2 separate regions of the Homo sapiens genome follow, and region 2 is linked to region 1. A link is an interaction called in ENCODE POLR2A ChIA-PET data of the cell type or tissue named here. Cell type or tissue: PC-9. All regions are shown on one strand. Links, peaks and the distances in the headings refer to the core of each region. The heading gives the core; the rest is flanking DNA. Region 1 overlaps TRERF1 (transcriptional regulating factor 1). Region 2 holds the start of LOC124901534 (small nucleolar RNA U13).

The links. ChIA-PET counts read pairs that join two places held together with the same protein. Peaks named below come from ENCODE experiments on the same cell type or tissue, not always from the same donor. Only the 100,000 strongest peaks of a DNase experiment are listed, where the experiment ranks them.
Region 2: POLR2A ChIA-PET joins it to region 1 with 13 read pairs; 8 of 35 experiments call an interaction of 5 or more read pairs at or near these places.

Annotation. Positions count from the first base shown.
Region 1 is chr6:42,395,604-42,412,229 of GRCh38, forward strand. All of the region lies in intron 2 of TRERF1 (transcriptional regulating factor 1), which reads right to left. Among named protein-coding and RNA genes, the nearest start is that of TRERF1, 48 kb to the right of the region's middle. RefSeq lists an enhancer at 6,948-6,997. In PC-9, for the core only: no CTCF peak of the experiment used is centred there; DNase peaks (open chromatin) are centred at 6,728, 8,108, 9,028 and 9,578; H3K4me3 peaks cover 831 bases; H3K27ac peaks cover 4,283 bases.
Region 2 is chr6:42,500,594-42,517,219 of GRCh38, forward strand. LOC124901534 (small nucleolar RNA U13) reads right to left here and starts at 5,013; the gene lies at 4,907-5,013. RefSeq lists enhancers at 1,869-2,008, 6,651-6,770. In PC-9, for the core only: no CTCF peak of the experiment used is centred there; a DNase peak (open chromatin) is centred at 4,978; H3K4me3 peaks cover 366 bases; H3K27ac peaks cover 1,133 bases.

The sequences.
Region 1 (16,626 bases), core at 5,228-13,227:
AGCTACTAGCTAATGAAAACTCTCCTCAGTTTTCTGGATGAAACTGAGGCTTGAGGGGCCTACAAGCTAGCTGGATTTTTCTTCCAACAACCTAGTCCATGGATTTTTTTCCAAGGTTCTCTTCCAGTGTTTCATGAGCGTATCTAAGCCCTTACAGTAGGTCCATGATCACCCCTCAAGCAAAGGAATGAGACACTCTAGAAAAGGGGAATACAATTACCATTCACAACTCAAGGAGAAGCACGGCCTTAACAAATGCGTAGCTCACATCTCTGTACTACAGATGCCATCAAACTACCTCACGCTCACTGAGACCTGTGGATTGACCACACTGTTCAACCAACATGTGATTCCAATTCCTGCAATCAGTGGATAAGCAACTGCCATCTGATCAATGGTCATGCACACGTGTATGTGTGCACACACACACAATTCTGGTCTTCCCCAGGCCCTGCTCCCCTTCACACCTGGAATGTCCCAAGCAGGTCTGTTCCCAGTTCGTCATCTTCTGAGCCACCCTCTAAGGACTCCATCAGAATCCAGTAGAAAATCAGAAAGGGTCAGAAAAAGGAGATGTAGAGGAAACTGGAAGGAAACTGATGGCCTCTGCGCGCTGAAGCTCTCATATGTGTGACTTTACTATCCAGCTTCAGGAGCTGAGAAATAAACCTCCCAGACCTCTCCCCTTGCTCCGACCGACTGAAACAAGAACCCCAAATCTGGGCCCCCACCCCTCCTCCCACCATGGCCAACTCAAAGCCCAGAATGCCCCACCCTCCAAAGGTAGTACTTTGAAGGCAAATAAAAGTGAGATATGCATATTACACTAATTTACACAGTGCTAAATTTACCCAGCCCATCTTCCCAAGAGGGGGAAATGATAGAGAATAATAAATATTTTTTATTGTAAAAGTAAATATAGTACTTTTACAGTAAAATACTTTTATTGTAACAGTATGGCTGATGCAGGTAGTAGTGAAGAGCATGAACTCTGAAATCAGGATCTGGATTCTAATACAGACCCTCTCACTTAATAGCTGTGTGACCTCAGGCAAGCTACTCAACCTCTTCGAGATTTCTTGTCTGTACAGGGTGTATTATAAGAGAGAACATATATAACTTGGGATTTATTCATTTGTTTCCACAATGAAACCCACAAACTGTTTTCCTCAGCTGCCTGGGATGGTGGGAGGAGAATTACAAGTACCCCAAGAACTAGAAGGACCCAGACTTCAGAAGCAGAGTAAGAACGACAAGACAGGCACATCAGTCCCCTACCCTATCTAGGCCCCTGTACACACCCATACACACACCCTGAAGGAGGCGCTGCGGCCCTCACCCACAAACCCCCTTGGGCCACCCTTGCAGACAAGGAACACTGCAGAAATGATCTAGGCATCTGGTTTTCAAACTTTTTTTAGCAGCAGAATCACAGACCCCAATATAGAGAACAGAGATAAAAGGCAAGATGCTCTCAGAGCAGTGGATTCTAAGATTAACTGATCTGCAGCCCTGGAAGAAACTTACAAACTAAAATTACACTGTAACAGAGAAGGGGGAGAAAGAAAGGAGAGGAAGGAGACAGAGGGCATCATCGGAGTATGGAGACAAGAAATTTGATGTGTAACTGGGTTGGGACCTCATGAGGATTACATCTCATTTGTGAGACAAAAACCAACAGCCTCAGGCACTTTCCCCAGAAAGTATTCTCTATACAAACTCCTGGTTAGAGGGGTCAAATGACAGGACACAGGCACCGTCGGGATGTACTGTAGAATGACAATATTATATCACTGATTAATATTGATTAAGATATTATTCAATATTGAATTACTGATTAAGATTCAAACACTCACCCTACTCCCTGAATGGCTTTCACCTGCCTGACAAAATCCCCTATGTCCCAAGACATCTTCTGGGAAAACAGATACAAAATGCCCAATGCCTTTGCCCCAGGAAATGCCACCTCCTATTCAGCCACCACTCCTCACCTCACTCATCCTCGTTGTTTGTCTTTTCAGGTTTCATGGACAGCATTTATTTTCCAATAAAAACCCCACTCTATTAAACAGAAGGACACCCAGCCAATTGTGCCAGCTCAGAAGCTTGTCTCCATCAGAAGTGCATTAATAACCCACTCAAGCGAAGTGTATGACTTGCTAGTTTGGGCAGGTCATAGGTCAGAAGATATCTGCTCTTAGAGAAATAATATATACAGCAATCGTCTGATAAACCAGCCAAAGACCAACATTACAGAGCAGTGGCACTGTGGAGGGGTCCTCCAGAAAGCATGGCCAAAATAGAATATTCCTTCCACTCATCGCAGAAAGTCTGAGTGATGTGAGCTAAGACAGCAAAATATTTTCACAAGCATTCCCACCGGTCAGAAGCCAACTCCACTTTGCAACCTGAATCCTATATTATTATTTGGGAATGACTGTTTAGCATCAGTGATTCCCAAGAAGAAGGTGATAAGTCAGTAGGATGGGAAGGGCAGGGGCCCTGAAGTCAGAGTCCTGAGTTCAAATCCCAGCTCCAGCACTTGCTAGCTGTGTGCCCCTGATTAGATGATGTATGCGGACTGGATGAACATACACAAAATATTCAATAAATACCAGCCCTCTCCTAATGCCTTCCTTCTATCTCCAACCCTACCCCCAAAGTGAAGCAGGTCTGAACATTTTGCAAAACCATTATAGGGCATGTACCATTTAAACCCAGGACAGAATCACCTCTGAGTTTGTGCAGTATGGTAATAAGGAATCCAGAGTGTGGCCATCACATGCCCTTGGTCCTTATTTTCCTAAGCACCTTTCCATAATTTGCCCAGTGCCAAAATTCTATTCATCCTTCAAAACTCAGATCCAATGCCATCTTTGCATCTCTCAACAAAAATTAACCCCCCGCTTCCACTACTCCATTCTGCCTGTGTGCTTACTTTGTTCTCCTTGGTATTACAGTTATGTTATGGTTCTGCCCCTCCAACTCCAAAGAAAAGACTCTCCAGAAGTGAGATCTTGTCTCTCTCATTCCCCAAACCTTCTGGGCCTGGCACATTGCCTTGTGCATGGCAGATCAAGAAAGATTTTGGATGAACGGGTGAATAAATGGATAGACGGATGGATGGGTGGTTGGATGGACGAATGTATGGGGAAGGAATCCATTCAAGATTGTCCTGACACCATGTAAAATGCATGATCAAAGCAATTCTGTAGTGAGAGCTCATCTTAAGTAAGCCAGTGAAACTACAAGGAGATCATGCACTGCTAGGGAGACCATCCCACAGGTAACACCAATGCTCTGGGGAGCAGCAGAAATACTGGCCTGGAACCTACATTGTGTAGGCCTGATTCAAGCTCTGATCCAGTGTGTACCTCAATCAATTCCCATCCCCTCTATGGGCCTCAGTTTCTCCATCTCACCACCTGCCGCCTGGAAAACACAGGGAGAGATTTAACCAGATGGAAGGAAGTCAGGCAGCATGGAGAGAAAATGCTACATAGTCCCCAGGGTCCATTTTATTTTCTAAATGGTTTTGTTGTTTGGTGACTTTTAAAAAGAAAACTCCAATGGAAGAGAAATGAAACAGAATGTACAGAATTTTTTTTAAATAAAACAAAAATCAGAAGGAAGTAGGTCCCTCTCATAGGTTTCTCATTAAACCAATACTGTAGTCAAATTATAGTAATGAGCTGGAGTTATCATTCCCTTTACAGACAAAAACATACTAAACCTAAAATGATCAAAGAGAAAGTATAGACCCCACCACACTAAATTCCACCCCAGAGCTCCCCTGACAGTGAAATCGTTCCAGACTACCAAGCGAGGGACCTGGGTGTCTTCAGGTATCTGCTTGCATGAAAGGAAGAGGTCCTCCTGAATGGAAGCCAACACCCAAATGCCAGCACACAACCAGGAAAGAACCCAGACCTTGGAGCGGCTGCAGCGCTGGGGTCCCTGGCCAATGCAGTCCCGGTGTAGCTTTGTATCTAAAACACTGGAGCAAGCAAGTTCTTCCAGTTTTAAGACTTTGGAAAAGTCACATGCATTGCTGTAGTCTGTTCCAGGCCTAATGCTGATTTGAAGTAACCAGAACTTGACCATGGGGAAGGAGAGGGAGTAGGGAGGAGAGAACACCTCCAGTGGGTCATTGAGACTAGAACTGTGGCATTCTGAACATGTCTGGTAGTAACTGAATGCTCTGGGAACAGAGGCCAGCTTCTCTACCCTAGTTTCTCATTCCCATCCATCCCCCATGGTCAGATCCTCTATGGTGTGGTAGTGAATGGAGAAAGTCACTTTTGTTGCCCACCATTAATCCACACTCTTTCTGTTCTCCAAGAGGGTCCCACAGGACCTCAAATAGATGGAATTCTTGTATTAGAGCCATCTGATATTCCAGGAGTCACTGTGAGACTGTGGAAAGAACATACTCTTTGGAATCAGAATTGTGTTAGAATCCTGATTGTCACTCAATGGAACCCACCCCAGAGGAAAACCTGCTTTCACTGGATCCAGTCGTCTCCAAAGAGGAGTCACAGGACCTGCATCTTTTGTGTGGAGAAAAATACTCCTGGTCCCAGTCACAGACCATAAACCTAACCTCAGCCAGCTACACCCTAAATGCAGCACCACTATTACACAATGGAGAACCAAGCACAGGGGTCTCGTACGGCTCCATGTGATACAACCCAAATGACAGCTGATGACAGCTGCGCAGCCCAGCATGCAAACACATGCCAAGAAGGAGGAGTAAGGCAGCTAGATAATAACAAATATAACTATCCTGTGAGGTGGGGCGGGGGCAGCAGTTTCACCCCATCTCATTGTGAGGGGCTTTCCTTTGGCACAAGCATTCACGATTGCTTGACACTGGCTTGCTTATTGGGGGTACACCTGGGGATGCAGTTGCAAACAAAACACAACCTTTCCCCAACCCCAATCACCCACCACCACCAGGGCCCATGCCCTTAGAAGGGCAGTAAACATTGGCTGGAGGAACAGCAGCATCCTTGTGAGACTGTGGGTTCCAGAAGCAAGGGGGCTCCACTCTAGGACAATCACCTCCCCACAAAGCTGGGGATGGGAGAAGACGAGGACTCACGGAGAAGACACCAGCAATAAAAAAGGAGGCAGGTGTAATGGGTGTCCAGCCATGGCAACCATTATCCTGAATGTCCCCAAAGTCCCAATGTCAAATAGTCTGTCACCACCACCCCCATAAACACTGGCTGTGTCCCAGACAGCACCACATTTCAGAATCTCAAATAGATGTTCTTGACAGGTCTTGCTCCCAAGGAAGACACAAGATTGTCTAGGAGACCCGAGTCCCAACTGGGGCCTTGGAAAGGACAGAATTCACCACCTCTTCTGCTTCACTGGCCAGAGAAAGGTGGAGGGGTGTGAACTAAACTGCAGGGGCCCCTGGCCATCCTCCCAATGCACCAGAAAAGCACGGCCCTGTCAAAGCATCCGGGGCCAATCATTTGAGAAGCCTTTGAAGAGGAGGGCACAGGCCACAGAGGGTGGGAAGGGCAGGTATTCTATGGGGGCCAGCAGCAAATACCTCAGTGGAGAGGCAGCAACCAGCCAAATGAGTACAGAGGCCAATCTGAGATACTGAATTAATTACCATAAAAAACCAGGCCGTCAACTACCAGTTACCCAGAAGGACTATCTCAACACCCTTCTTTTCACCAAAGGCTCCCTTCACCATCCGTGCTCTCAAAAGAAAAGATTCACAACACTTCTCATCATTACAATTAACACCTTTTCAGCCCTACTATGCTGTAGGCCTACACCAGGTACTTTAAATATCTCATCAAATGCTTAAAACCACCCAATTCAGGAAAATTGTTATTATCCCCATTTTACGGATGAGGTAACTGAGGCCGAGAGGCTACATAACTTAACCAGAGCTCCAAGGCACAGATAAGCATACAGACATGCACAAAAAGATTTTATCCGCCCCACCAGATTTCAAACTCCATGAGACCCCCAGGCCCTGCCTCAGAGCCTGCTTGCAGAGAACCTAGCTCCCAGTTTGGTGCCAGCATGGATGGGGCACTCCGTGGGTATCTCTCCAGCCACTTACCACTCTCCACACCCTGCCCAACCCCGCCCCACCTGCAAGAGGGAACATGCTGTGCCTGGGAGTCTTGTCTTTTCAGTTCTTCACAACTGAGTTCATCCCCAAAGATTGAAATGCCTCAAGCCCTGTGTACCACTGGAGACCAAATGGAACTTCACGGATTCATTTCTTGAAAAGAAAACCACCACCTGCAGGCAGACAGGAGCCAACTACATTTCTACTTAAGGAAAAAGGTCTTGGGCTTTGAAGCATTCCTCTCAGCAGCCGATAACGAAGAAATAAGAGTGGGTCCTTTTATTAAAAATTAATATTTTACATAAAAACAAAACAGATGCAACATAAACCTCTAGTCTAGAAGCAAGTAAACACCAATTTGCACAGACTTGTTTAGTTGGCTCCAAAATGTGCCTTCCACTGTTTGGAGACCAAAATTAACTTCCAGTAGTAAATTTAGGAATGAAGAAGTTAAGATGGCTATGGACCCTCACCCAAGACCTTGGTACTACTTGGGACCATAAAAAGGATTTTCTATGTCTTTTTAGACCCCTGAGGCTGGGTTGCCTGTATTGCAGAGGGCCCTGTCAGTCCCAACTGGCATGCATCTGCCGGGCATCTGAAAGCTTTACAGTAAATGGTGACTCATCTATTGCAGCCACCATAGGTACCGCTAATGTAATAAGCTGAAGTTTGTTCCATCCACATGAAAGAGAAACACCGGGTGCAGGGCTGTGAGCCTGACTAAAACTGAGACCCCTGTTCACCGCTACTCGTCAGCATCTAGCTGCAACTCAAACTGTAATTACCCAGCTCTTAGGGACTGAAGGCAGGGGGAAGGGGGGTTTCTAAGGAAGGGTCACATCCATAAACACAGAACTCACTTCTTATAAGTCATTTCTTTTGTTATTGTTGTTGATTTGGTTATTACCAAATGTCTACCCTTCTGAATTCTTATAAAGTCATTTCTTATCAAGCTAAGTCTCCCCATGTGGTCACTTATTCAACAAATATTAACGGAGCACCTACTACATCAGACACCATGCTAAGTGCCAGATACACAAAGGTGAGCAAAACAAGATCGAATGCTGCCCTCATGGAGATTCTAAGTCCGGACTAGCTGCTTTACATACCTTTTCTCATTTAATAGATCCATCTTACAGATGAGAAAACTGACGCTAGGAGAGGTCAGGGAAGTCACCCAGGGTCGCACATTAATTAAGTGGGGAGCCTGGACTCACACCCGCTTCTGTGGCACCCTGAAGGTGAGGCTCTCAGCCACCAAGTTGCTGACAAAGAGAGAGGAGCGAGGTCCAGTCCCTGTTCTGAGGAAGCTGGAGCCTAGTTAGGACAGGGACAATAAAGAAAGTATTGGGGTGCAAAAAAGAAAGTACTGGGGTGCTCACAGAGAGGGAGCGGCTCACGAGACAGAGACAGCAAACCTCAGCTGGGGTAGATTCTGGACATCTTCCCCAAAAAAGGCCATGAAAGTGGGAGGGAAATAAGGCCCAAAAAAGCAGGTAAAAACGAGGCTGGTGCTAGGTTGTCTCCCAAAAATTCACGGCCACCTGGAATCTTAGAATGTGATTTTATTTGGAAATAGGGTCTTTGCAGACATAGTTAGTTAAGATGAGGTTATACTCATCTTAAGCTCACCTAATCCAATGACTGATGCCCTTATTTATAAAAAGAGAAAATAGCGACACACACATACACACACACTCACGGAGAATGCCACGTGACAATGGAGACAGGGATTGCAGTGATGTTGCTACAAGCCAAGAAACACCCAGGATCGCCAGCAGCCACCAGGAGCCAGGAGAGAGGCACGGAGCAGTTTCTCCCTCAGAACCCCTGGACGGAACCAACCTTGCCAATACCTTGATTTCAAATTTCCAGAACTGCAAGAGCAGACATTTCTGTTGCTTTGAGTCATCCGGTATGTAGTACTTTGTTTCAGCAGCCCTAGAAAGCTAAGACAAGGCAAGGTCCAGGCAGGCTGTGCACATTGTGTTAAGGAGTTTGTACTCCACCCTGCAGGTGTGGGGCAGATTGTAAGCAGCAGAATGGGATACATTCCAGAGCGCATTTTGTAACCGGAGCTTATATCCTTCAAATCTATGGTCTCCAGTCCTAGAGCTGTTAGTGTCCTCCAGGGCTTCATTGTCCACTGTCCATGCTTTCCCTGCCCACATTCTTCTTGCTGGGCTCATCCGCACTGACAGACTTGAAATTCCATGAGACCCCCCCCAGGCCTTGCCACAGAGCCCGCTTGCAGAGAACCTAGCTCCCAACTTGGTGCCAGGCATGTATGGGGCACTCCGTGGGTGCCTCTCCGGCCACTCACCACTCTGCCTGACCCCACCCCACCTGCAAGAGGGAACATGCTGTGCCTGGGAGTCTTGAGTACTAGACTCAAGTACTAGAATCTGTTTGCAGATGGTGCCCGACTCCAGCCAGGACATTCTTCTGAGCAGATGCCTCTAACTGTAGTTCCCATGGGTTTCTCAAGCTCAACATGTCAAAAGGTAATCTCAGCTCAACATCTTTCACCTTATTTCTCTTGGGTTCCTCCTCATCTTTGTCAATGGTGCCACCAAGCATCCAGTAACATGCTAAAAGCTGGGGGTCACCGTAGACTCCCCTGCACACCTCCACATCCAGGGAACTACAAAATTATCTCTCCATTCTAGTCCTACTTTTTCACTCCATAGCACAATTCTAATCATTTCCTCTCTGGATTCTTGCTGTGGCCACGTGATGCATTTTCATTCCTCTAAGACTCCCCCTTTTCTCCCCTACCCCCACCCCAATCCAGCCGTCTTGAATGTGAAGCCAATGCTGACTCCAAGAAGCACGGCTTTCAGAAAAGCTACCTCCAGCCCACTGCACCCAGCCTGAGGGCCTCTGGTGATTCACAGGCCTTAACCCTGTCAGGAGCCCCACCCAACCTCATTTCCTTATCCTCTCACCCCAGCAGGATACTCTCCTCCTGCCTCTTGATCCTACCGTCTAACCGCTCTCTGTGCCGATTCCTGCTTCCTATCAGAGCTAAGCAAGTGCAGAATCCAAGGCCCTAAGGAGCTAATACCTCAGGGCTGCTGCTTTCTCTTACTAGGAAACTCTCACTTTGGGTTTTCTTTGTGTTCATCAAAAGAGAACAGTTCTCATTTGCAGGACTAAGAGAATTCCTCTTGCCTAAGGGTGGGACAGGGAGATTGAAGGGTCACTAAAAGTTTTACATATTTAGTCAAAGCTAATATACCCACCCCCAGGCTACAGTCAGCAGATAGGTCAGTTTCTCAGGGGGCTGGATAGGGTTCAAAGTTGCAGACCAGTGTAACAGCAACCACCACTTACAGCTGTGCTCCAGAACTCTGGGTATTATTTAATCTTCACGGTAACCCTACCAAACTAGGTGCTGTTATCACTGCCACTTTATAGACAGAAAAGTGAGGCATTAAGGGTTAAGTACTCTGACTCAAAGTCTTACAATTGGGAAGGGAAAAGGCAGCAGTTAAGGACCATCCCAGCTGTGTTCCAGTGAGGTCACTTACAAGGAAGGGAGGGAATTTGGTTCACACAGCCTTAAGATGCGAGGCCCCAGCACACAAGGTTATACTGATGTGTGCTCAGGGATGGAGACAGAATTTGAATCTCCTCCTGTGGGACTCTCTAGGCCTCCATTTCCTTATCTGAAAAACAAGAATGATTAGCCCCACCCAGAAGAGTTATTGGGAGGATTTAAATTAGATGATGTACGTTCAATTACAAAGCAAAATGCCTGGCACACAGAAGGTGCTGCTTCAAACTGAAAATAGACGGGTCTGGTGCGGTGGCTCACACCTGTAATCCCAGCATTTTGGGAGGCCGAGGTAGGCAGATCACCCGAGGTCAGGAGTTCAAGACTAGCCTGGCCAACATGATGAAACCTTGTCTCTCAAACAAATACAAAAATTAGCCAGGCATGGTGATGCACATCTGTAGTCCCAGCTACTTGGGAGGCTGAGGTGGGAGGACTGCTTGAGCCTGGGAGGTGGCAGTTGCAGTGAGTTGCGATCACACCATTGCATTCTATCCTGGGCGATAGAGCCAGACCTTGTCTCAAAAAAAAAAAAATTAAAAAAATTAAAAAAAATAAAAAAAAAATAGGGAAGGGGCAGAAGATCAAGACAGAGAGAAGCAGGCAGGGGGAAGCAACTACCTGCCCCTGTGGAGTACAGGGAAAGTGTTACTGACCCACCATGCAACAAAGCCCATGACACAGAAGCACCGTCATTTCCAAGGGGCAAGAATCCTTTGTGATCACAAAAATAACAAGAGCAGCAGCTAGTGTGTATGGAAGACCTGGAAAGTTCCAAGCACTTTCCAGATACAACTCAGTTAGTCCTCCTCATATCCCTAGGAGGTAAGTTAGTCATCCTCATTTTACAGAGGGAGAAACTGAGGCTCAGAAAAGTTGGCTGACTTGGTCACAGTTATGGAGGCTGGCAGCTGTAAAGCTGGGACCTGGCCCCAGGTGACTAACTCCAGGTCCCACATCCTATCAACTGCTTCCCGAAAATCAGTCAGACCCCCTTCCTGGTTCCTGACCTTCCTCTTCCCTCTTCATCTCAGAATCTTCTTGCCCTTCACCCTCTTCTCTTCTGCCCCTCTCCTCACTCCACGGAAGAAGATGAACTCTGGCCAGTGCCGATGACTCCTCTTGTTGAAAGGGCATTGGTACAGAGGAAGGACCACAGGCAGAGCAGGCAGAGGCCTCTGTCCTGGACCCAAGTCAGCCCAGAAAGGAGCTCACATCCCAGTCCCTGCACACCCCAGTTCCCTCAGCTCACAGGTTGCAATCGGGCTCCAATGAGTTAACAGACCTGGGTATGTCCAGTATATCCTAGACGACTGCTCAAATCTACCTAATGTCTTCTGGAACCTTCCTCAACAAATGCTGCCTCTCTCCGGCATCCCCCATACTGCATCTTAGCCAGTCACTAGCCCCTTGCCCTGAGTGGCCCCAATGTCCCTCGTCTTAAAAACAGCATCCCTGGCCTTGCTGCCTTCTCATGACACTTACCCCCCACCCCCCTCCTCCCCAGCCTTTGCAGGGATTTGTGTAACCACTCCCTCTGGATGTACAAGCTCCCCAAAGGCAGGGACAATAATCCACATTCCCTATGGGATCCTGCATTGTGTCTGTTTTGGCATGCATCCAGGGGAAACCTTGACAAATAGTAACTGAAAAGCACAAAGAACATTTAAGCATTACATCTTAGGTCATTCTCACAACAAACCAGGGAGACACAGAGGTTATTCCCATTTCAACATGAAGAAACAGGGGCTTGGGCTAAGAAGCTCAAGGTCATCTAGCTCCCAAGTAAAGGAACTCAACACTAGAATTCATTAGTTATGCCCCAAAGTGTCCTAAACACACCAGATAAGTGGCTGGCCTCCTTTCCTTCCTGCTTTTTCCACAAACCAGGCTTACAAAAAGTTTCAACTGCATGGTAAATCTAAGTCTGCTCAACAAAATGCTCTCTTTAAGTCTCTGTCTTCTCCTCTTAGGCCACATCTCCAGATCTGAAATGGAAAGGGCACATATTTATTTGCTGGGGGCTGCAGTCTCTTTTCACCGTTATTCGCAATGACTCTGTTGGCTGCCCTGTTTGGGGCTGTGTTTGTCTGTCTGCCCGTCTCTGTTGTCACGCTAGTCCTGGATCTGCCCCCAAACTACAGACATTCTGCAGAGATGGGACAAAACGAGGGAGAGTGGGCAAGGGGCTCCAGGATTCCATAAAACCGGCTCGACAAAGAGAATGCCTGCTCAGAAGTCAAGAACTCCTGTGATCTAATTTGTGGGTGTCACCATTACCTCCTCTCAGGGTGGAGACTGGGAGCTTGAGAAGAGAGATGTGACTTGTCCAAAACCACATGATAACGTAGTGACTCAAATCCAGCTCCATGTGGAAGACTTCCCAGTGCCGTCTCTCCACCGCAACGCATTTCCTCTTTTTACTACAGAATTTCCCCCCTCCTTTCTTCTTTTAAAAACCAACATTCCATGACATATTTACAATTTTACAGAGAAAAAAAAAACCTAATCAAAAGTACATCAAATAAGCCCTATACCTGTCCAGATTCTTATGGACGTGTGCGCACAGATATTTACCAGGTCATCATCAGCACAGGTAAGCGATTCCATATTCTTGTCGCACTTAACTTTGCTCTGTCTATCTCGTATCAAGTGTTTGAGTTCTCCACTGTATTGTTTTCACAGCATTTGCCTAACTATTCCCTAATTACCTGCATTTGGTAAAGAAAAAAGAAAGTGAAACACCTTTGTATCTCTCAGTTTATGATCCAGGCTTCATACAAAATGATGTGTTCCTATGCCTGGGTTATTTCACCAATATAGTCTAAGTATTTGCCTTAAAGAACTTCATCAGTTCTGTGCTTAACTTTGATAACATGTCTTATCCATTGGTTTATTACAACTGTTTCCCTCTTCCATTAACTTCGCTATATAAATAAATATATATATATATATATGTGTGTGTGTATGTATATATACATACACATGTGTGTGTATGTATATATACATACACATGTGTGTGTATGTATATATACATACTCATGTGTGTGTATATATATATATACATACACGTGTGTGTGTGTGTATATATATATATATATCTTTTTTTTTTTTTTTTTTTGAGAAAGAGTCTCACTCACTCTGTTGCCCAGGCTGGAGTGCAGTGGCGTGATCTCGGCTCACTGCAACCTCTGCCTCCCGGGTTCAAGCGATTTTCCTGCCTCAGCCTCCCGAGTAGCTGGGATTACAGACATGTGCCAACACACCCGGCTAATTTTGTATTTTTAGTAGAGATGGGGTTTTGCCATGTTGGCCAGGCTGATCTCCAACTCCTGACTTCAGGTGATCCACCCACCTTGGCCTCTCAAAGTGCTGGGATTACAGGCATGAGCCACCGCACCCTGACATCCTTTAACATGATTTTATTATTTTTATCTTATAGATTTTATTCCTTTATAGTTGAACACATCTCATTCCATTAATGATCATTTTTATGGAATTTTCAAACACATTTGCTCTCGAGGAAAAAATACCACCTGCTTCCTCTGAGTTTTAAGAGTTTGTAAAACTAACTTTTTAATACATCTAAAATTTATAACATATGATGTGAGATATAAATCTGAGTTCACTTTTTCCACACTGTTATCTAGTTTTTCCCAAGAGCTATTTATTGTAAAATTATTTCTTTCACTATTGTTTGCCTCTCCAAATTTGTCATATATAAATGTCTTCCAGGTCAGGCGCGGTGGCTCATGCCTGTAATCCCAACAATTCGGGAGGCTGAAGCAGGAAGATAATTGAGCCCAGGAGTTCAAGACCATCCCAGGCAACATGACAAAATCCTGTCTCTACAAAAAATTAGCTGGGCATGGTGGTGTATGCCTGTAGTCCCAGCTACTCAAGAGGCTGAGGTGGGAAGATTGCCTGCGCCCAGGAAGTTGAGGCTGCAGTGAGCCGTGATCACGCCACTGCACTCCAGCCTGGGTGCAGTGAGACCCAGTCTCAAAATAAATAAATAAATAAATGTCTTCCATTCATTTAGATCTATTTATTGTACTGATCTTCCATTTTCCTGCTTTATCCTACTATTGTACAATTTTAATAACTACTGCTTGCCTGCCTTGTTTGCTTAGAGAAGTCTTGCTCCTAAAAGATTTTCAAAACATCCTTTGATATGCATGTCCACCAATTTTTCCTGATTATTATTATAATTATCATGTTCTTGCATTATGAAGTATTTCACTGGAATTTTAAATGCCAAAAGGGCATGAAATCTAGGCATAAACTTTGGAATGCTGACCCTTTAATGCTTTAATTTCTGATCAGAAGCAGCCATGTAGGATTTTGTAATTTTCTTTGAATAAAAATTGTGTCATTTGCAAACAGCGATATTTTTATCTCTTCCTTCCCTATACCAATCCCTCTAGTTTCTCTTTGTTCCTATATTGTTATGACAAGCATCTGTTAAACTATGTTAAATAAGAGTAGAGATAAGGGGCATTTTGGTTTAGTTCCTGTTTTTCAGGGCACACTTCTAGTATTTCCCCACTCAGTATCTGCAGCCCCTGTGTAAGGATTGCTACACGGTTATACACAAACAGGCTCTTTATCCTACATAGGGGTAAATCCCCCAACACACCTATTTTTTTACTCTTCTGATGCTTTATAATGCATATGTAATTATTTCCAGTATTTTTCTACATCCACTGAGACCAAATTCATTCATCCATCAAACATTTGTTGACTGATTATATTTCAGGCACCGTGCTGAATAATAGGTATTCCGATTTTTATGATTTCTTTCTATTAATATTGGCCTCTCTGTGTTGAATCAGACTTATATTCCTGAGACGAGCCTTGCTTGGTGATATTTCAAGACTCTTTTTTTGAGACAGGGTCTCACTCTGTCACCTAAGCTGGAGTGCTGTGGCATGATCAGGGCTCACAGAGTCTCAGCCTCTGGGGCTCAAGCAATCCTCCCACCATGCGATTCCTCCCAAATAGCTGGAATCACAGGTATGCACCACTGTGCCTGGCTAATTTTTTTTTTAACTTTCTGTAGAGATGGGGTCTCACTATGTTGCCCAGACTAGTCTAGAACTCCTGGGCTCAAGCAATCCTCCCCTGTCAGGTTCCCAAAGGGCTGGGATTACAGGCGTGAGCCACTGTACCTGATCTCAACACTCATTTTTTAAAGAGCCCATTCAGTGACCATAAAATTCATCTGGAAAAATTAATAAAGAATACTGAGATATCAACCTCCAAAACCCAAATCAAACATCTCCTCTGTGAAGCCTTCCCAAACCTCACCTTTATTTTTTTACCCTCGCCTTTCTGAAGTAGAGTTGGAGGCTCCTCAGTCCCCCCTCCCTCCATCACCACATTCATTTAACACAGGGACTGTAATGCAATCAATCAATGGCCATGTGTCTGATTCCCCTCAGGACTCAGTGCCCTGAGGACAGAGACATGGTATATCACCAGGGCTAACTACTATGGCTACTGGATGGTAGATGTGCAATAAACATTTCCTAGTTAAGTCATTCACCTATTTATTTATTCCACTGATGACTTCTGCAGCTGTGTGTTTACATGAAATTGATCTGTAATTTCCTTCTTGAAATGAGCAGGGCATGGACAAGCCCACTCAGTTCCAAGCACATACAGAGAAGCTGTGGTCCAGTGGGCAGGCCTCCTGTCTGGAGAGATGCTGGCAATCTCTAGCTGGCTGGGCTCACAGGGACTGTGGGGAAGGGGACAGCCTAGAACAAAATTATGAATAGTCCCAACAAGTGGGCAAAGCTCTATGATGGGGGAAGTCAGGATGGGCAACCCTCTGCAACTCAGGCATCAGGACATCTATTGAAGGTTACTAAGGCTCCATCCATCCGGCTGGACTGGGCAAGATTCCAACCCCTGAGAGTAGGACTAGTGATGCCAGCTACTAGTTATCAATAAACACTGTGCACTGGTTCTATGACCACCCTGTCAGGTATATTCTATTGCTCCTGTCTCATACATAAAGAAACTGAGGTCCGGGAGGGTTAAGTAATTTACCCAGAGTCACACAGCCAGTAAGCAGATGAGCTAGAATTCAAACCCATGTCTCCCCACCACACCTGGTTATCACTAACAAAGGGACAGGACAGGGTCTTGGTCCCAATTCGGGACCTGGATATCAGGCACGTTAGCAGAACAGGAACTAACACAGAAGCCTCTTAGAAGAACTGAGACTCAGAGAAGGAAACGGGACACAGGAACGAGGCAGGAGGCCCTGCCATGTCAAAGCCAGAATAGTGTCTGAGCCCAGAATCCTAGCCAGAAGGGATCTGAGTCTCCGTTTCCTCAGACCAGACATGACTATAAGACCTGAGGGCAGGGCTTGGCTGAAGGAAATAAGCCAAGGAGCTGCCCTCACCAGGGATGAGGCAGGCAGGGTCTGGATGGGTGTGCACCACTCAGCCCAACAGACCCCACAGAGAACCAACGTGTAGTGACACAGGCTTCCCACCATGGGCAACATCAGCTGCACTCAGAATGGGAGGGAGGCTGTGGAACATGGAGAATCTGACTTTGAATAAATGTCTGAAAATCTTGGCCTTTGGTTTTCTTATCTGTAAATGAACACGGCTGGACCAGATGGCTTCTGCAGACACCGTGGATTCTGTTTTTCATTTGGGGATTCTTTGCCTTAACACCACCAATTATTTGAATTTTTTTAAAAAATCCTTTTTTTTTTTTTTTTTGAGACGGAGTTTTGCTCTTGTTGCCCAGGCTGGAGTGCAATGGTGCGATCTCGGCTCACCACAAACTCCGCCTCCCGGGTTCAAACGATTCTCCTGCCTCAGCCTCCCAAGTAGCTGGGATTACAGGCATGCGCCACCATGCCTGGCTAATTTTGGTATTTTCAGTAGAGACAGGGTTTCTCCATGTTAGTCAGGCTGGTCTCGAACTCCCG
Region 2 (16,626 bases), core at 4,874-12,873, 100 kb after region 1:
TTTCATGTGTATGTGTGAAACGATGTTTAGAAACTATTATCTAGCTACCAGGGGTGCTGACTACTACTGGGTAGATCCACTTTCTAAACCTTCCTTGAATTCCATTTTATCTGATTTAAATATAATCACACATTTTTTCATTGAAATATCCTTTTCCATCACTTTATTTTCAAACTTCTCAGATGATTTTGTTTTAGATGTGTCTCTTATAATGTTTAAGTTTTCAAACATCCAATCTAAAATTCTCCTTTTATCCATGGGCTTAACCCAATCATATTTAATGTGATATTGAGACATCTGAACTATTCCTCTCATTTTATTTGTCTTTTCTACTTGTCCTGGATTTTTTTAATTTCCTTTTGTCTTTTGCAAAATTGGTGAGTTTTCTTCATCTTATTTTGTCCTTCTCAAAATTTAAAACTTGCACCTGTTACTACTTCTAGTGGTTATCCTAACTTATATGAGTTTTACAATAAATTTTACTGATTTCTTCAATAAGATACTGTTTCGTGTATTTCTCTTCTTCTTGTTTGTTTTGTTTTGTTTTTGTTTTCTGGTTAAGTTCATTCTCTCTTAATTCATTGTGGATGGTAAATTTTCCAGATCCTTGAATATTTATAAATGTATTTTTTTTTTGCATTTACACTTAAATAATAGTTTAGATGGGTATAGAATTCTAGATTTGTGGCTGGGCACAGTGGCTCACGCCCGTAATCCCAGCACTTTGGGAGGTCGAGGTGGGTGGATCACGAGGTCAGGAGATCAAGACCATCCTGGCTAACACGGTGAAACCCCGTCTCTACTAAAAATACAAAAAATTAGGTGGGCGTGGTGGTGGGCGCCTGGAGTCCCAGCTACTTGGGAGGCTGAGGCAGAAGAATGGTGTGAACCCAGGAGGTGGAGCTTTCAGTGAGCCGAGATCACACCACTGCACTCCAGCCTGGGCGACAGAGAGAGACTCCGTCTCAAAAAAAAAAAAAAAAAAAAATAGAATTCTAGGTTTGTAACCATGTTCTCTCAAAATGTTGAAGATGTATTTTATATTGCCTTCTTGTATGCAATGCATTTTTACTGAGAATTCTGATATTAGTCTTTGCAGAAAAAATTTTAAAAATCTTTGGATGCTTTTAGAATTTCTCCTTACACTTGTTCTAAAATTTCACTGTGTGTATCTAAGTGTAGTCATTTCTATTCATCCTACTCAGTTTTCAACCTGAAGATTTGTGCTTTTATTCAACTCTGGAAATTTTTCTTTTAATATGTTTTTAATTTTTCCTCTCTCTCATATTTTCTGCTTTTATTTTCTTCTGGAATGTGAATTGATAGATTTGGGAGCTTCTGGTTCTACCCTCCATGTTTCTAAACATTTCTTTCATAATTTTTCTCTGTCCTGTTATACTACATTCTGGGAGAATCCCTCAGCTATTGTTTCCAGCTCAATAAACAGCTCTTCATTTGTATTCATTTTACCATTTCCCTCTCTTCTGAATACTTTTCACTTCCAAGATCTCTATTTGATACTTTTTCATAATTTCCTCCTTGTCTTATGGATTCAATTGTCTTTTATCCCTGTGATGAAAGGTTCATTATACTTCTCTTAAAATCCCCTTCTGTGAGTTCTATGATCTGTTTCTCAGGTACTAGTCATTTGTTTCATTTTGTTCTTCTCTTTTACGATGTGTTAGTAATTCTTGGCTCTGTGCACATCTTTTCCTTTGAGATTCTCTGTTGCCCCAACTATGGGAGCTATTTATTGCAGCCTTCTTCCAGCAACTGTAGAGGAAGATGATGGGGATGGGCCTATATGTAGCCTTCTGAGTCTGAAGAGACTGTTTCTTCTGGGTGTCAGCAGCCTACTAAGACATTGCCTAGGGACATAAGGATTTCCCCTCACTTCTGAGAGCAGAGATACCTCTGCTAGCCACTGCATGCACAAAGTAGAAAGTGGGAAGGGGCAGAAGTATCAGGCTTCTCCTACCCAAGTGTACAGTACTGGGTTAAAAATAGTAACCCTGCACAATTCATGTTCACCCAGAATCTTATTTGGAAATAGTGTCTTTACACAGAGACTTGGTGTCTGTGTCCAAATCACTATCTCTGTCTTCCCAGTGGGGAGAAGACCATGTGAAGACAGAGATTAGAGTGATGCATGCACAAGCCAAGCCATGCCAGAGACTGACAGTAACCACCTGAAACTAGAGCCTTCAGAGAGAGCAGGTGCCTGCTGACACCTTGATTTTGGACTTCCAGCCTTCAAAACTATAAGAGAATAAATATCTATTGTTTAAGCGTCCCAGTTTGTGGTACTTTGTGATGGATGCCCAAGGAAACTGATACACCAAGTAATCCTACCAATCACTCTTGCCCCACTCTCCACCCCATTTTTCATCTTTCCAATTTTTAACTGTAAGATTCTCAAGTTCATGATAATGTAGAAGCCTTTTCCATCTCTCTTGTAGGTGACAATAACAAATTGACCCGATATCACCCCCTACTTTTAGCCAAGAGAAAGAAATTTACCACAAGACAGTCTTTCCTACTTGGTGTACTTGCAGTTGAAACTCAGTGTTCCCTCCTAGACATCAGGTCATTGTGATTCAACTCTTTGAGTCTCAGTTGATTCATCTAGAAAATAAGAATGATAATACTACCTCCTACCCAACAGAATTATCATGAAGATCCATAAAGATGAGTGTCTTCGTCCATTTTCTATTGCCCTTTTTTTTTTTTTGTCTCGCTCTGTCAGCCAGGCTAGAGTGCAGTAATGCCATCTCAGCTCACTGCAACTTCCCCCTTCTGGGTTCAAGCAATTCTCGTGGCTCAGTCACCTGAGTATCTGGGATTACAGGCATGTGCCACCATGCCCAGCTAATTTTTGTATTTTTAGTAAGGAGGTTGTTTGCCAGGCTGGTCTCAAACTCCTGGCCACAAGTGATCCACTCACCTTGACCTCCCAAAGGGCTGGAATTATAGGCGTGAGCTACCGTGCCCAGCCCATTTTCTGTTGGTTATAACAGAATACCTGAATCTGGGTAATTTATAAAGAAAAAAAAATATTTCTTATAGTTATGGAGGCTGAGAAGTCCAAGGTCAAGGGGCCACATCTGGTGAGGGCCTTCTTGCTGGTGAGGACTCTGCAGAGCCCCAAGGTGGCATAGGGCATCACATGGCGAGGGGGCTGAGCATGCTAGTTCAGGTCTCTCTTCCTCTTCTAATAAAGCCACCAGTCCTACTCCCAGGATAGCCCGTTAATCCATTAACCCACCGATCAACTAATCCCTTCATGAGAGCAGAGACCTCATAACCCAGTCACCTCTTAAAGACCCCCTCCTCAATATTGCCATGTTGTGGATTAAATTCCAACAAAGTTTTGGAGGAAATAAATATTCCAACCATAGCAATAAGTTTGGTAAAGCCTCTTGCAACAGAGCCTGACGCAGAGTTGGGGCATTATATTTTCCTTATGCTAAGTGCCACTAAGATAATATTAGCAACTATGACACATATAGAAAGTAATACATGTCATCACAACTTTTGCACCGGTTATCCAATTCTGTGAAGATACCTTAAGAAAATAACATAAACTACTGAAACTTTACGCTTGAAAAATGTTCACCATAGTAATCCTTTAAAAAAGACACTGGCAGTAACCTGAATAGCCAACAATGGGGGAGTGATTACATAAATCTGCATTTTCCAATGTATATATATTTTTTACTATGCAAATGTTCTTTATCAATTCATATATATAAATATACTTATAAAACTTGTAGTATTTTAAAATATTTTATAATTTCGTTTTCTTTTTATTTAACAGACACATATAATGCTTATTATGTACCAGGCACTGTTCTAGGCATTGTTACAGGCACTTCAAAAATATTTAGAATATTACACTTATAAATATTAGCTCATTGATATATGTTTTACAATTTTTTGTAAAATTGTTTATGTTTAAAAAAGTATTACAATTCTACAAAAAATATTAATTTAATATAATCCAATAATATTCATGTTATTAAGACAAAATTCAACTTTCTGTTTAACATGACACATACTTTAAATCAATTATGTAAGACAAAATATAATTTGTGATTTACATTTCGAAATGGAATTGTTTATTATGGTTAGTTTAGGGACCAAGCCTATATTCAGTATAGATTAAAAGTAACTACATGCAGCTGGGCGAGGTGGCTCATGCCTGTAATCCCAACACTTTGGGAGGCTAAGGTGGGTGGATCACCTGAGGTCAGGAGTTCAAGACCAGCCTGGCTAACATGGTGAAATCTCGTTTCTACTAAAAATACAAAAATGGCCGGGCGCTGTGGCTCACCCCTGTAATCCCAGCTCTTTGGGAGGCCGAGGTGGGTGGATCACGAGGTCAGGAGATGGAGACCATCCCGGCCAACATGGTGAAACCCCACCTCCACTAAAAAAAAAAAAAAAACATAAAAATTAGCCGGGAGTGGTGGCGGGCGCCTGTAGTCCCAGCTATTCCGGAGGCTGAGGCAGGAGAATGGCGTGAACCCGGGAGGTGGAGCTTGCAGTGAGCCGAGATCGCGCCACTGCACTCCAGCCTGGGCGACAGAGCGAGACTCCGTCTAAAAAAAAAAAAAAAAAAAAAAAATTAGCTGGGCGTGGTAGCACACGCCTGTAACCCCAGCTTCTCTCGAGGCTGAGGCATAAGAATCACTTGAACTCAGGAGGCAGAGGTTGCAGTGAGCCAAGATCAAACCACTGCACTACAGCCTGGGCAACAAAGTAAGACTCTGTCTCTAAAATAAAATAAAAGTAACTACATGCTATGGCAGTCAAATGGACAAAAGCTATTGTGATTGCCTAGTGTTTAGAATTTTTGCATTTTAGCTTAAAATATCAACTTTTTTAAATTAAAAATTTCTTTTCACATCAGATGAGTAATGTGCTGATGTCATAACAAGGAAGTTTGAAGGAGTCACATCTCACATATTAGCATGAAAACCCAATCATCACCCTTATGAATCACAAACGGATCTCAACTGTTTTATTTTTGGACATTTTATGTTTTGTTTCAAAACAAAGAGATGAGAGATTTCAGGCTGTCATTTGCAAACAATTTTCTACAAGTACATTTGGAAATGGAATTGGGGTATGGATAATCATTATTCCCAGTAAATGAATTGTTCCTTGCTATAGTTTGAATGTGTCCCCTAAATTTCTTTCTTTTTTTTTTTTTTTTTTTTTTTTGAGACACGTCTCACTCTGCCATCCAGGCTGGAGTGCAGTGGTGCAATCTCAGCTCACTGCAACCTCCACCCTCCCGAGTTCAAGCAATTCTCCTGCCTCAGACTCCTGAGTAGCTGGGATTACAGGCACCCACCACTATGCCCGGCTAATTTTTGTATTTTTAGTAGAGATGGGGTTTCACCATGTTGGCCAGGCTGGTCTCAAACTCCTGACCTCAGGTGATCCACCCATCTCGACCTCCCAAAGTGCTGGGATTACAGGCGTGAGCCACCGCACCTGGCCAGCATAATGTTTTTAAGGTTCATCCATGTTATAGCATGAGTCCGTGTGGAATTTATAACAGTCCAATAGACTTCTTAGGTGTTAGTCCCCAGTGTGTTGTGCTGAGCGGGGTATGGACTGAGGCACTGGCTTATCATCTCCACTAACCCTGTGTGTATCCACGTGACACACATCCAGAGGCTCTCATGCTGCTCAGCTTTAAAGGGGCAATGTTTCAAATTAAAAACTGAGCTACTTTTTATTTTTTGAAATTAAAACAAATGCCATTGCTGTCTTTGACAATGTGACCCCCCCCTGGAAAGATGTTCATGAATCCTCTAGAGAATCACGAGCACCTTATGGGACCCCCATGAGGTGGACCTTTTTGCAGCCATTAGATGTGATGCTCATGAAGACAAAATCTACGAGAAAAATGTTTATGATCTAATGTCACAGGGGAAAGTGTAATACAAGGTCATAGTATGCTATGAAAATTAGAGGAAGACCATTTAAAACTGCGTAAAGACACTTCTGATGAGAAGACAGAAAGGGAATGTACAAAATAATAACAATACCATGCTGGATGGTAGAACCATGGGTACATTTTTTTCCCTCCTGAACTTTCCAAAGATCTGTAATGTGCTTATATTACTTTCATAATTTAAACAATGATCACTGGCCTTGAGCAGCTTTTTGCTCAAGTCAACCTTGGTTCAAGCCATCACAAAAGTACATGCAGACCCTCATGTATCAATAGATAGGAATCTTTAAGTTAAATGATTGGAAAATTACACAGGAACCACTTTCTAATGTTCACTTTGGAAAGATAACTGCCATTGGCTTGCCTTTTAGAAGACAGCTTCTTTTAATGAGGCCCTTTTTGTACTTCATTAATCCACCCCCAACGGCCTTTAATTAGACCAAATTCTGTTTCCCACACACTTCTTTAAACAAAAGAACAGTACATTCATGTAATGTACCAGGCCACCTATTTAGCCCACCTGTTTTAATGTGTTGGGAAGGACATCGGCTTGGTTGTTCAGGAGGTCTGAGGTCTAACCGTAGCTGTGTGGACTCTGGCAAGTGAAACTCCCTTCTGAACTTTTTTCTTTCTCATCTGTTCCATGTGAATGGGAGTCCTGACTTCTATGGAGCTCTAAGTGAGAAGGAAATTCTCAGCTCCTTAAATGATCTCTGTATTTCTCATAAGTAGACATACTCAGGCTGAAAAGCAGGAAAGTAGAAGTGTGATCAAAAGGCTGGAAAGCAGGAAAGGGAAGTGTGATCAAAAAGGGTTCACATGAAAATAAGCAAGACAGGAGAGAAAGCACCGGAGGGTGAACCTCAGGAGACCTGAATTCTACTCCCAGCTCTGCCACTGGTCACTGGCAATCCTGAGTTAGTCATTTCCCTTCTTTAGGGCTCAGTTTCTTCTTCTGTGAAATTAGGTGACAGGTCCTAAGGCCCCTCCGGTCACAAATTCTATATATATATATATTTTTTTTTTTTTGAGATGGAGTTTCACTCTTATTGCCCAGGCTGGAGTGCAATGGCGCGATCTCAGTTCACCACAGCCTCCACCTCCTAGGTTCAAGCGATTCTCCTGTCTCAGCCTCCCGAGTAGCTGCGATTACAGGCATGTGCCACCACGCCCGGCTAATTTTGTATTTTTAGTAGAGGCGGGGTTTTTCCATGTTGATCAGGCTGGTCGTGAACTCCCGACATCAGGTGATCTGTCCACCTTGGCCTCCCAAAGTGCTGGGATTATAGGCATGAGCTACTGCGCCCGCCCCCCTCCCTCCTGTCACAAATTCTATTAATATGTGATGCTATATCACAGGACAAGGATTGCCTATTTAGCCTCACTTGGTTCTTACAGGACCTCTTTGTTATTCAAAGGACTCAGCAAAATGTTGACTTTTTAATCTTTTAATTCATTCTCCCGTCATCTGTGAAGTAAATCAGAGGAGAAAATCCAGATCAACATTCCCATTTAAGCCAGTTTCTTGAGGCTGATACTTAACAAACAATAAACTGATGAATCATGAGATGGCCTTGGAAAATATTAGACACTTAAATCTTCTCAACATTTTTCAGGAAATAGGCTGTAAATGGGGGAAGAAAAAAATGTAAATGTGTTCAAGATGGGGAATTGTCTTAAATAAAAATAACTACATTTTATTTTTAAATTAAAAAAAAAAATACTTCCCCTGCAAGAACACTTAGGATGAGAACAAAAATACTATTAGGGTTTTTTTTCTTTAGAACTCACAGCCAACTCTTGCTAAACAGAGCATTTTGGAAAATTTGCATCATGGCTGCAGATTCAGGCAAGGAGGGTGGTTGGGATGGGTGACTTTTCCAGCCACTTTCCCAGTTACTTGGTTTCCCTGATGGTGACACTCTGCTGTAAAACCAAATGCCACAATCATCAGGGGAAGGTGTGGGGTAAAAGCATGGAGGTGGCAACGTTTATCTTCCGGCTCAGTACCTGGTTGTCTCCTGCAGTGGCAACTCCTCTAAAAAGGTGCCCACTAAGGCCAGGCGCAGTGGCTCACGCCTGTAATCCCAGCACTTTGGGAGGCCGAGGCAGGCGGATCATGAAGTCAGGAGATCAAGACCATCCTGGCCAACATGGTGAAACCTCGTCTCTACTAAAAAAAAAAATACAAAAAATTAGCCGGGCGTGGTGGCAGGCGCCTGTAGTCCCAGCTACTTGGGGGGCTGAGGCAGGAGAATATTGTGAACCCGGGAGGTGGGCTTGCAGTGAGCCGAGATCGTGCCACTGCACTCCAGCCTAGGCAACAGAGCAAGACTCTGTCTCAAAAAAAAAAAAAAAAAAAAAAGGTGCCCACTACACCCATAATCCTTTTTGTTTCTTTCTTTTTTTCCACACAGTCAAAGCTTTTTCCCAGGACAAAACTTCTAAGTGTATTGTTCAGATCTATAAGTGATCGAGCATGTCCTACATGGCGTTATATGTTCCCTATGTTGATAAGCTTCTACAGGATTCAAAGGCAGAATTTTCCAGCTACAGTTACAGTCACCAGCCTGGGTTGAGATAGCATGGGGATGTGAGAGGAAGGGGTGTTTCTAGGGTCTATCCATCAGGGTTCAGTTGCAGAAACCACTAGGGCTAACTTAAACAAATGATTCCTTGACAAGAGAAATAGGTACTTAAAAAATTGTTTGAGGGGCTGTAGGAAGAGCCCTACGGTGACCTTCCAAGAATGACTCCCCAGAACAAGATGGCAGAAGTGGCCCATAAGGGAGCTGCTTCTTCTGTCACTACAATAAGTTGGAGAATCAGGAAATACCAGAAATACTAGGATCACATCGTTCCTGACACCCACAAAGCTAAGAACCAGACACTGGGACTCTTCCCACTTCTGTCACAGAACTCCATTTATCTCCACACATGTGCATGCCAGGAGAATGACAGAGAATAGCAGAACTGTGGCCCCCACCTTATATCTGTCTTCCAAACTCCCAAGTGAGTTTCCTTGATGGACTCAGAACTCAGCTCTAAAGGAGTCTAGGAAATTAATAGTCTTTCTCTTTTTATCTGAAGCATTTAGCAAGGCATATTAGCGGAAAAATTACCCCCACTTGTTTCTGCCCTGGAATCCTATAAAAGTTGATCAACCTTGGGAACATATAACCCATTGTAGGGTATTCTCAACCACTTATAGCTCAGAACAATGCATTTCAAAGTTTTGCTGGGAGTCGGAATGGAGCTGAGTGGGCCTATCTGTAATATTTGTCATGGAGTGGGGAAAAACACAATTCCCCCTAGGCCCCTTAAGGTTCACTATGATACACCAAAGCCAGCCCTGAACATCATCATGTGTATAAGAAGAATCTATGCAAAGTGTAAGACCTTCTGGTGGGGGAGGACTCTGAGTACAGAATATAAATCACTCTTGGCTTCCCAGAGCTTACGCTGACTCATTTGAGAAACAGAAAAAGTGACTGGCAGGCCAACATATACATACACATGCATATAATATACATATATGCACACACATATATATGAAACTTTTGAAAAAAATGCACTAGGGAATTTATTATTTGCATATTTAAAAAATCTACCTTAGATAGCATCAGTATGTAGAGGCTAGGGACATGTTCAATTCCAACATTTATTGAGGGCTGACTGAGTACCAACTGAGGGCTAGATACATCCATGCGGGCTTTTCCATTTAGTCTTCATAATATGTGAATGTAGAATTCCAGAAGCATGAGATAGCTAGACACATAGATATCCTTGGATATATAAAACAGTTATTAGATTTCCCTGGCTGGAAAATTTAGGGATAGAAACTGAGTATGTGTGTAGATGATGCATTTATCTTTATTGAGAAAGTGAGCATTGAGAGGAAGGTGCACTCATTTAGAGAAGATGTCGGATTTCCAAAATCAGACATGTGGGGAATAAATATGTGTAGCTCACATGGCATTGCACTGCTGATGATCATCTTAACTATAATTTAAAGGTTAGATTATAATTTAATGGTGTTATGAATGAAGTGTTATGACCTCGGCATACTGCCTGGTTGATGTGTGCCTGTATATGCACACTTGTGTGTCTTGGGGAGGGGGACGTTCTGTTTCAGAAGTCACCAAAAAGAAAGTTATTCTTCTACTTAAGAGGAAGCAGTAAAACACTAACCCACTGACACAACACATCACAAAACACAGAACACAGAAGTAGCTGGTCAGAACTCTCATATTCAAAGGCAGATCTTCCATCTCCAGCAGCCAAAGACTTAAGCCATGTTCCGGGTAAAGTAACAAGAGGAAGGTGTTTTTCGGAACCATCCTGAGGAAATCAAAGGCTTTTGGGGGGCAACTGAATGGGTAAGGATTCTGTATTTATAGGTAGAATGTGTCCAAGATGGATGGAGGAAGACCTCCTGATTTGGGAGGTAAGTCTTGCCACCAGGTGGCACACACTATTGTCTTTCTTGTTCTTTTTTATTTCTTTAATTTTCTATATTGATAGTAATAATAATAATGGTATCTATTGAGTTTTGTTTTTGTTTTTGTTTTTGTTTGAGACAGAGTCTTGCTCTGTCACCCAGGCTGGAGAGCAGTGGTGTGATCTCAGCTCCCTGCAACCTCTGCCTGCTGGATTTAAGCAATTCTCCTGCCTCAGCCTCCTGAGTAGCTGGGATTACAGGCACATGCCACCACACCCAGCTAATTTTTGTATTTTTAGTAGAGACAGGGTTTCGCCATTTTGGCCATGCTGGTCTTGAACTCCTGACCTCGGGTGATCCACCTGCCTCTGCCTCCTAAAGTGCTGGGCTTATAGGCGTGAGCCACCGCTCCTGGCTACTGAGTTCTTATATATGTGTTTGGTATTTACTACCTCATTTAATAGGCATGTCATTGTTCTCATTTTACAGACAAGAGAAGGACACTTAAAGAGTTTACCAAAGCCATAGAAAAAATAACCATGGACTCCAGGATTTAAACCCAGGTCTGTCCCCAGAGCCTGAGCTTTTAACCACCATTGAGGTCCTAGCATCAGGACCGAGTCAACGAAACTACTGTGGAAGTAGGCCCAGTTCTAGCACAAATGCAGAGAAGATGTGGAATAAAGTATAATCCAAATAAATCTCCAGGTGCTAGGAATGAAGAGAACCATCAAAGGCAGAGCAGCTAGCTGAGCTGATGTCATAGTAGCCCAGAAGAATATGGATCTGGAGTTAGGGCCGGGGGCTAATACCTGTGAGAGGACAGGAGGAAGGCAGCGAGCCCTGCATAAAATTGAAGGCCTTGAGCTGGCATGGTGGCACATGCCTGTAGTCCTAGCCACTTGGGAGGCTGAAGCAGGAGGACCGCTTGAGCCCAGGGGTTTGAGGCCAGTCTGGGCAACATAGTGAGACTCCGTATCTTAAAATAAATAAATAAATAAATAAATAAATAAATAAGGCCTTGTGGCACTCTTCCCCCCTTAAATGGAGATAGAAAAACTGGACATGGGCCCTGGGAATCAGCCAGGAAGCTCACCATTTGTTTAAGGTCTGGAACATGAGGGGGAAAATGTCATCCAGAGAAACCTAAACCCTGGGCCTATGCCATGTGCATAGGAGTGAGGGCCATTGACACACTCAGCATTCTGGCAGAAGCAAATGTGTGAATCATCTCCGCGGAGAAAATGTTACTACTCAAGAGTTTCAAGGATTCCCATTGGGAGAAACAACCTGCTGAAGACAAGTTCACAATAAAAAATTACAAACACCCTACTATGCTGGTGAGAGTCAAATCCTGTCTAAGATTTAAAGAGTGAAAAATAGGTTGGACTGGAAAAAGAAAGAAAAGAAAAAGCAACTGTCAATTCAAGCCAGAAAGAAGACAGACATAAAGAAAGCCAGCTGCAAAGTTCACAGGAACATTGCTTCCCCCAAAGTCAGTCGGCAGCTGTAAAATGCCATAAAGACCCCCTCTTTGAACGTTGACTGCTTTCCTACCAAACTCCCAGACAGCTTTGCCATACCCACCTATTGCTGGTTAGCCCATTGCTGAGCTACTGCTGCCTCATGGCAGCACCCAATACCTACTTAATCCCCACTTCTCTTAACTGACCCCACCCCCAACCAGAGTAGGAGCAACCAATCCAGAACTGATGCCTACTTCCCTTAGAATCTTCAGAATCCTTCAGCAGCTTCCTGTCTTCCCTCTTTGGAGCGACACTCCACATTTCCCCCGGAGTGGCCTCCCTTGCTGGACTGAGTTAATAACTAATTTGGTCAGACTACAGACTGGCTCCTGATGCTCCGTGGTGATTAGATTTTTATCAGTAGAGAGTTAGCATATGCAACAAACAGAAAAATTGGCACTTAACCAAAAGTCAATAGAGAATCTAGAGGATGCTATAAATAATAAGTTGACTTTAAATGATTAAAGAAATGATGGTGATAATGATAATGATAGCAAACATATAATGCTGTTCTAAGGGCTTCACAAAATATTAACTCATTCAATCCTCACAAAGTTCCTGTGAAGTAGGTACTATTGCTTTCTCTCTTTTACAGATGAGATATTAGGAAATTTGCTCATGGTTACCACAAGCTATTAGAGTGGCAGAGCTGAGATTTGAACCCACGCAGTTTAGTTCCAGAGCATATGCAACTAATCACTATAAATTAAAAAGCAACAGGACACTATTAAATAAAAGTAGGCCAATTTGAAGGAAGAACCAAATCAAACTTCCAGAAATGAAAAATAGAGTCACTCATTCATTCATTCGTCAAATATTTATTGAGCTCATATAATGTGCCAGACACACAGAGGCTCTGAGGATATTGCAGTGAACAAACCAGACAAAAATCCTTGTCCTAGTAGAGTTTACTTCTTTTTTTTTGGGGATGGTGTCTCGCTCTGTCACCCAGGCTGGAGTGCAATGGCACAATCTCGGCTCACTGCAACCTCCGCCTCCCAGGTTCAAGCGATTCTCCTGCCTCAGCTTCCTGAGTAGCTGGGATTACAGACGTGTGCCACCACACCCGGCTAATTTTTGTATTTTTAGTAGAGACGGGGTTTTGCCATTTTGGCCAGGCTAGCCTCAAACTCCTGACCTCAGGTAATCTGCCTGCCTCGGCCTCCCAAAGTGCTGGGATTACAGGCATGAGCCACCATGCCTGGCAGAGTTTACATTTTAATGAAGAAGACACAATAAATATAATGCGTAGCATGTTAGGTAGGGCTAAGTGCTACACAGAAAAAATAAAGTAGGGAAGGGGGATATGAAACATCAAAAAGGGGGTTAAGGCCATGTGTGGCGATGCGCACCTGTAGTCTCAGCTACTGGGGAGGCTGAGGTGGGAGGATCACTTGAGCCTGGGAGGTCGAGGCTGCAGGTGCCACTGCACTCCAGCACTCCAGCCCGGGTGACAGAGTGAGACCCTGTCTCAAAAAAAAAAAAAGAAAAAAGAAAACAGAGGAGACGGGGCGGTTGAAATTTTAGATAGGGCGTCTGAGAAAGCCTCACTGAGAAAGTGATTTTTATTCCACTCCTGAAAAAGTGAGAGAGCAAGCCAAATTGGTATATGGGGAAGAACTTTTCAGGCAGAGGAAGCAGCCAGAACAAAGGGCCTGAGTGGGGAACCTGCCTGGTGTTTTTAAGTCACAGCAAGGAGCCTTGCTTGCTGTGTGGATAGAAGTAGAGTGTGTGTGTGTGTGTGTGTGTGTGTGTGTGTGAGAGAGCGAGAGAGAAAGTAATGGGAGATGAGTTCATGACATAACAGGGGGCCAAATCATGCAGGGGCTTGCAGGCCACACTGAAGACTTTGGTTTTACTCCAATGACAAGGGAGCCACTGGTGGGTTCTGAGCAGAGGGACATAAGGATCTGACTAAATTTCACAGCATCACTCTGGCAGCCATATTGAGAATAAAGTGTAGGTAGACCAGCCAGGAGACTACTGCAATAATCCAGGCAAGAAATGATGGTGACTTGGACCAGATCTATTTTTAGGTAAAACCCATAAGATTTCCAGTATTTGCAGTGTTAGACAAAGAGGAGTTAAAGGTTTTTAAACTGAGCATCTGTAATATCTGAGTACCACCTGTAATCTCATTAACTGAGATAGGAAAAATGGCAGGGTTTGGGAATGAAGATCAGGAGCTCCATACTTCCAAGTGGAGATATCTCCTAGCCAGCTAGGTATAGGGGTCTGGAGTTTAGGGGGGAAATCTGAACTAAAGACATAAATTTGAAAATTATCAGCATGTCTGTGGTATTTGAAGTCATAAGACTCATGACTTCATCTGGAAAGTGGTTGAGATTGTAAAAAAGAGAAGAGGTCCAAGGACTGAGCCCTGGGGATTTCATCATTAGGAAGTAAGGAAGATGAAGAGGAACCAGCAAATGAGACTGAAACAGAACACCCAGAAATACAGGAAGAAAACCAGGTGACAATGGTGTCTTCAAAGCCAGATGAAGGAAGTTATTAAGGTGTAAAAGCCAATAGATGGGTTAAACAGAAAATTAGGCCCAGATGAAGACAAAATTAGTAAATTCAAAGTTAGAAGACAACGGAAAATTTAAAAAGAGTGATTAAGAGAAATGGAGGAAAAAGAGATTCAACATGCATTTAGTGAGCATCCCTGCAGAAAAGAAGAGGGAATATGAAAAAAGCAATCTTTAAAGAGGAGAATATCTAAGAATTTTCTATAATAAAATTTAAAAAGATGTGAGTGTTGTCGGCTGGTGGGTTGGTTTCCCTGGGAAGTAGACTGGGACACAGATTAGCACACAGGAGGCTTATCAGGGAGTGCTCTTGGGATCAGCACCAGTGTCGGGGGTGGAAGCAGGACTGGGCAGAGGGAGAGGGTGAGTTATGATGGAGTCTCAACTAAGACTTCAGCCACCTCATGAAAAGAATGACCTGGTTTGCCCAGGACTTGGAAGTTTCCTAGGATGTGGAAATTTCAATGCTAAAGCCAGGATAGTCTCTGGCAAACTAGGATGAGTTGATCATCCTACCACGGGGAACTCTGAGACGAACATGGAACTTTAGAATTGTCCACCATGGGGATGAGAAGACTGGTTCTTTGTAGTCCTGCATCAACCAATCACTGGATGCAGCCTGTCTCCAGGAAGTAGTGTGACCCTGTGAGTAAAGCAGCACTATTCAGCCGAGAGCAATTCCTGTAGAGGACTGACATTTCTGACATTTGAGCATTGTCTTCTAGAAGCAGCCCCAGCTCCCAGTACCCAGCATCTGGAGGATTAGGTCCTTTGGTCTGGAAGAGAGATTTGGGTAGTGCAGGATTACATCTGCCATAATGAGTCTTTCTTTTGACAGTTCTCAAAAGAAGATGTACAAATGGCCAAAAAACATATGAAAAAATACTGAACATCACTAATTATCAGGGAAATGCAAATCAAAGCCACAGTGTGATACCACCTTACTCCTACAAGAATGGCTATAATTTAAAAAATTAAAAAATAATAGATGTTGGCATGGATGTGGTGAAAAGGGAACGCTTTTACACTGCTGGTGGGAAAGTAAACTAGTTCAACCACTATGGAAAACAGTATGGAGTTTCCTTAAAGGACTAAAAGTAGATCTACCTTTTGATCCAGAAATCTCACTACTGGGTATCTACCCGGAGGAAAATACATCATTATATGAAAAAGACACTTGTACAAACGTTTATAGCAGCACAATTTGCAATTGCAAAAATATGGAACCAGCCCAAATGCCCACCTATCAACAAGCAAATAAAGAAAATGTTAAATATATATATATAATGTATGTATGTATACACGCACCATGGACTACTACTCAGCCATAAAAAGGAACAAAATAATGGCATTTGCAGCAACTTGGATGGAGTTGCAGACCATTATTCTAAGTGAAGTAACTCAGGAATGGACATTGTATGTTCTCATTTGTAAATGGGAGCTAAACTATGAGGATGCAAAAGCATAAGAACAATACAATGGACTTTGGGGACCGGGGGAAGGAAGGGAGGGCGTGAGGGATAAAAGACTACACATTGGGTACAGTGTACACTGCTCAGGTGATGGATGCACCAAAATCTCAGAAATCACCACTAAAGAGCTTATCTATGTAACCAAATATCCCTGGTTCCCCCCCAAAACCTATTGAAATTAAAAACAAGAAGAAGACTTGAAAGGATCAAACTGTGTTTTAGTAATTTAACTCTGTCCCAGAGCAAAGCTTGAGACATTTATAAGAATATGAAAACATCCAGCATCTAACAAGGTAAAATACACAATGTCTGACATCCAATCAAAACTTACTAGGTATGCAAAGAAGTAGGAAATTATAATCCATAACAGTGAGAAAAATCAATTAATAGAACCATATTGAGAAACAGCACAGATGACAGAATTAGTAAATAAGAACATTGAAAGTTATTGTAAGTATATTTCACATGATTGAGAAGCTAGAGGAAAGACTGAGCATGTTAAGTAGAGACATGGAAGACATAAAAAAGGCCCAAATTGAACCCCTAGAGATGAAAACCATAATGTCTGAGATAAAATGTCACTGTGTGGCCTGAACAGCAGATTAGACACTACAGGAGTTAATAGAACTCATCAGAAAGATTTAACAATCAGAACCACCATGTACCTAAGAGTAAAGCCTTAAAGTCA